Regions from separate parts of the Homo sapiens genome. Here region 2 is linked to region 1. A link is a loop called in an ENCODE intact Hi-C map of the cell type or tissue named here. Cell type or tissue: dorsolateral prefrontal cortex. All regions are shown on one strand. Each heading gives the region's core, and the rest is flanking DNA. Links, peaks and the distances in the headings are about the cores only. Region 1 overlaps TLE4 (TLE family member 4, transcriptional corepressor). Region 2 overlaps LOC124902328 (a long non-coding RNA gene).

Region 1 (2,811 bases), core at 87-2,586:
ATGACGACAGTTTATCATTTATACATATACTGACTCATTTCTTAAGATATCACAAACCATAATTCCATAGAAAGCCTGAGAACCAAAAGGAATGAGGTTGCTTTTTAATTTACATTATTTTCATCTATTTCTAATATGGATGTCTTAAAAATGAGAAGGAGTATTTATTCCTATAATGCATATCCTCAATTAAATGGTTATATTAGTTAACAATTACTACCTAAGAACTTCCTCTAAACCATACTGGTATGAAATCGAAAGCATTTGCTACATCTGATTGGTCTCTGTGTTGGCTGCGGTGGAAGCTTTTCTCTCTAGGCTGGGCTTGAATTTGCTTATATGTCTGCAGTCAGCTGGGTGGTCTAGAACAGGGATCCCCAAACCCCAGGCCATAGACCGGTACTGACCTGTGTCCTGTTAGAACCCAGGCTGCACAGCAGGAGGTGAGTGGCGGCTGAGTGAGCATTACCACCTGAGCTCCACCTCCTGTCACATCAGCAGTGGCATTAGATTCTCATAGGCATGCATACTCTATTGTGAACTGTGCAATGCAGGGATCTATTGTGAACTGTGCAATGCAGGGATCTAGGTTGTACACTTCTTATGAGAATCTTAACTATTGCCTGATGATCTGAAGTGGAACAGTTTCATCCCAAAACCAAACCACTACCGCCACCCCACCTCCGTCCATGGAAAAATTGTCTTCCATGAAGCCATTCCTTGGTGCCAAAAAGATTGGGGACTGCTGGTCTAGAACGTCTTCAGCTCAACTGACCAGGCTCTCCCTCATGTATCTATGGTATCCCTCTAGCAGGCTAGCCAAGGCTTGTTCTTTTGGCACTAGTCCAGAGTCTAGGAGAGCCTCTCTTTGCATCATGTGTGCTACTGTGCCATTGGCCAAAGCAAGTCATATGGCTGAGTCTAGCATCAGTGACAGAGCCCTACCAAATGTGGATACAGGGAGGTGTGAAAAATTGCAGCCAATATTGCAGTCAGTCTAACACAGTAGTTTTAGAGGTAAAGGAAAGTCTGCCCAAGTGGTGACTGGCTTGTAGCCTGGCACATGCGTCATGGTTGGGCCCGTGTGCATGCGAACGGCTTGGTAATTTCAGTGCTTCCCTTCTCATTTCTCATAGCTGCACTAGAACCGTGGCAGCCTTACCATCTGACTGCTTCATGAGAAATAGCCCACGCCCAAATACACACCTCTTGTGTTTGAAATAACACAAAGAGTATTGTTTCCAAGACGACTTTGATGAAATGTCAGCTTTCCCTGGGTTCTAAACCCATATAAGAAGCATTGTTACCCTCATTCCTGCTGGGTAATTTGTATACTGCAATAGTTTGTTTGAAAACATGCCCGTTGTTCTTTAAAATATGCTTAATGCTAGATTAGAACAGATTTTTTTTTCTGTTTATGCAAGCTCATTTCTAAAGCATTTAAAATAAAGAGCTTGGGCATGTGTGGTATTTAAAAACCCCTCACATGATGTTTTTAAAACAGATCAATTTCAGCATTAAAATGTTAGGAATTCAGCCAAGGAAAATTCAGCTTGGATTGTATAGCTGTAATGATAATGTATTATAACCATCTTCTTTGAAAGTGATTGTAGTAACAGAATTGAACCTGGTGAATTATATAATTTAACAGTGTTCACCAGAATACTACTCTAGGGGGATTATTCAAGCCTTTCCTAAAGCAAAACAAAACATGGATTTTATTATCACAAGATAGTCATCACAAAATATCTAAAGATAACTCATTTGGATTGAACAGAAGGTCATATGTCTGAACATCACTTATCCCACTTAACTACTTGGCAGGATATTAGTATGTAAGAGTGCATGATTTTTGTTTTTTAGCTACTTTGTCTTGTATTAAAAATGTCTTGAGTTTGCTTATTACTTACCCAGAAGGTATTTTCACGTCAGAAGTAACTTCATAATTGAGACATTAGTGATTCACAAATTGACTCCCAAGTACAGATGGCCCTCTATATTCCTGGGTTCCACATCCTCAGCTTCAACTAACCACAGATTGAAAGTATTTGGAAAAAAAATACAATAAAAAGTTCAAATAAAAATACAGCATGTACATTATATTATAAATAATAGAGATGATTTAGTTATAAAGAGGTATAAGTAATACTATAAATAGGCATTATAAACTAGAGATGATTTAAAATATACAGGAGGATGTGTCTAGGTTATATGCAGATACTATATCATTTTATATCAGGGACTTGTGTGCCCTCTGATTTTGGTATCTGCAGGGGAGAGGGAGGAGTGTCCTGGAACCAAACGCCCATGGATACCTAAGGATGACTGTAATTTAGAAAGTTTATATATCAGTCATATTATTTAGGCATATTAATCTTTTTAAAACTTTTTTAAAAGCTTTGAACCAACAACCAGTTTCTAAACATTATCAAAACATCTGTAATGTTGGTTTCTCTTCGGGGTTGAATTGTGTCTCAAAAAGATGTAATAAAATTCTGATCCCCGGTACCTGTGACTGTGACTTTATTTAGAAATAGGGTCTTGGCAGATGTCATCGAGTTAAGATGAGGTCATCCGGGAATCAAGTTGGCCCTGCATCCAGTGACTCATGTCCTTATAAGGAGAGAGAGGTTTGACGATACAGAGGAGGCACAGAAAGGAAGGCCATGAGAAAGCAAAGAGGAAAGACTGGAGTTGTGCTGCCACAAACCGAAGAATGCCAAGGATTGCCAGCAACCACCAGAAGCTGGAAGAGGCAAAGAAGCATTCTTCCCTGGAGCCTTTGGAGGGAGCATGGTCCTGCCAATGCCT
Region 2 (2,811 bases), core at 7-2,506, 210 kb before region 1:
GCTCTCCATTCTGAAGTCTTGTTTCAGAATGCACACAATTTAACTTCACTTTCTTCATCCCTAGGCTAAAATAGCAAATAAATGAAGGACTGGGTTAATTAAATGCATATTTTAACAGCATTTATCTGGCATTGATTGGCTGAGGCCACTTACAGTAAAGCGTGGAATAGTTAATACAAGTGTTGGCCGTCTCCTAAAGGAGGTGACCTCAAGGTTACATAATTGTAGCAGTAATTTATTTAGCTTAAAATGAATGTGTTCTCAATTAGGTTGGTAGGCATTATAATAACACAAGAGGGATTTATATTTGCTTATGTCTAGGCTATGAGGGTTTCGTTATTGGATTTGTTTGCCTATATTTAGTCCTCCAATTCATGATTCCTCCCAGTTAAGAGCAGGAAGTTTGTTCATGCTGATTAATAGGGGCCCAGTCCTAATGTTGCAGATAGTTACCTAATCCCGCCAGAGGCAGCAAGGGAGCAGACACATAGCACAGATGCCAGAAGACAGGATTATCTGGTGGGTTCTGCTCATGGGAACTGTTCCTCCCCCAATACAGATCCATCAGTGCCTTAAATTTGCCCCATAAATTGGTACTTTATATGAAAATATTCTACCAATGGGGCACTTCTGAGTTTATCACAGGATTTATCATGCTGGAATTAATATTTTTTATCTATATCGCAATTCTTTTAATCTAGTGGTCAAAAAAATGGTAATTCATGATGTTCTTTGGTTGAATTTGAACTCCTGACTTCTTTTAGATAGGAGAACTAAGATGCCTTTACCATTCCTTGGTCAGACGTAGTAAAGACATTTTTAAAAATAAACATGTGAATGGGTGATTCTTTACCCACCCTATCTACCTGGACCTCTGTGAATATTTGCTTATTTGCACACATGCTAAGTGTGCAATTAGTCATTCTGTATGAACAAATGTAATTATTATTATTATTTTCATTTATTTACAAGCTTGTCAGAGATGGAGAGCATTAGTCAATCACAAGGGCCAACAGAGCCTGCACTGGAAGTCCAGGGCTCAGCCAGTAGATGTCTCTGTTAGACTCACTACAGTGAAATGTTCATGCCCCCTTGGGAGGATGCCAGCCCTTTTGGGCTCAGTGTAGCCTGTTTGCTACATCTATATTTTTGTCCAAAATTTTAAAACTATAAAAAGAAAATCTGGCACTAGTTGTACCATACTTGTGTTCCAGTTTATACTGTCAACTTCAGAGCCTGGCTTCTATTTAGATCACCCAGTGAGATTCAAGGGCTCACTCATTCTCCTGATGGAGACAGGGTTACTCTCCCCTTTACCTCCCCCTGCATAAAATATAACCCTATGTGCAACCTCCCTTCTCCAGGGAAACTGAAGCTAACACTCACCTCACTGTCTGCTGAGAGGCCATCTGCTTTGCTATGCAGGCTTTCACCACAACAAATTTATGGTCTTTGGGAATAATAGGGAGCTTTTTTGTGTGTGTGATCTCTTATGCAACAGATTCAAGTAAGTGATCAAATCTGTGAAATGTGCTGGAGATGAAAACTGTCACCAGAGCAAGAAGGAAGGTGTATAGATGTGTTCTCGAAAGCAAAGAGTACTCGCTACCAACTCATTTTTGTTTGATGTACTTCAGTGGCTTTGCAACCCACAGAAGCAGTTTCTTCAGGTATCTGTCAGAAGAGGATATGAGGCCTTTATATTTAAAGGCTACATAACCAAGTCACAATTACAAATCTTCTAATCTTAGGAAACACTGTCCAGTGGAAGGAAAATTGGCCCAGACATTAGGAGACCTGTGTTCTACTGCCAATTCCTTCTTTCATTCTCTGTGTGATTTTGAGTTACTTAACTTCTATGATCCTGTTTAGTTCTCTGTGATAGGAGATAATGAGACTTACTTCTCAGATTGTCCTGAGGCTTAAATATCATAATGTATATATAATCCTCCTGAATCATAATAAGTTACTATTTATTCCTTTTCTCCTCCTTCTTCTTTTCTCATTGATCAAATCAACAGGAAGGCTAAGATGCATTTTTTAAAAAAATTGATAAGGGACTTAAGTAGCTAAAATAAAGCTTTGTGATTATTAAAGCATATCAGAGATTTTTATTTACTGGGCTCTATAACACCCTCTTCATTCCTTTGACCACAGGACACGTGTTCAGAGTCAGAAGAAACAATGCAGGTCCTATTCTGTCAGATTGTTCCCATATTCTTTGGTTTGAAAGCTATTGATTAAGCTATGTTTTCTTAGCTATCACGTTGTGAGAGACGAAGAAGGACATTTGCACCAATAAATATAAACTATAAGAAGCAAACTATGGATAACTTCTCTAAGAGCCATCTTTCACCATTGGTTTGTGTGTGGGTTTATAGAGAATCTGCTTTCCTCTTGGTCCTCTGCTGATGGGAAGAAGTCTCTCAGGTTCCTACTGTCAGGGCATCACTCAATAGCCTGGGGAGAACATCTCTAGAAGAACATCTCAATGCTAACTGATAAATTGCATGCTAGATAGGAGTTGAACAATGAGAATACATGGACACGGGGAGGGAATCATCACACACCGGGGCCTTTCCGGGGGGTGGGGGGATAAGGGGAGGGAGAGCATTAGGACAAATACCTAATGCATGCAGGGCTTAAAGCCTAGATGACGGGTTGATAGGTGCAGCAAACCACCATGGCACATGTATACCTATGTAAAAAACCTGCACATTCTGCACATGTATCCCAGAACTTAAAGTAAAATTAAAAAATAATAATACAATAAAATAACTTTAAAGAGAATCCAAATGAGGGAATTCTGCA

The links. Peaks named below come from ENCODE experiments on the same cell type or tissue, not always from the same donor. Only the 100,000 strongest peaks of a DNase experiment are listed, where the experiment ranks them.
Region 2: it touches region 1 in a loop (3-fold over the local background); 4 of 110 quality-filtered maps call a loop at or near these places.

What each region holds. Positions count from the first base shown.
Region 1 is chr9:79,683,923-79,686,733 of GRCh38, forward strand. All of the region lies in intron 8 of TLE4 (TLE family member 4, transcriptional corepressor), which reads left to right. Among named protein-coding and RNA genes, the nearest start is that of TLE4, 110 kb to the left of the region's middle. In dorsolateral prefrontal cortex, for the core only: no CTCF peak of the experiment used is centred there; no DNase peak of the experiment used is centred there.
Region 2 is chr9:79,470,720-79,473,530 of GRCh38, forward strand. The region is part of intron 1 of LOC124902328 (a long non-coding RNA gene); the gene reads right to left. Among named protein-coding and RNA genes, the nearest start is that of LNCARSR, 96 kb to the right of the region's middle. In dorsolateral prefrontal cortex, for the core only: a CTCF peak has its summit at 1,042 (motif pointing right); a DNase peak (open chromatin) is centred at 1,082.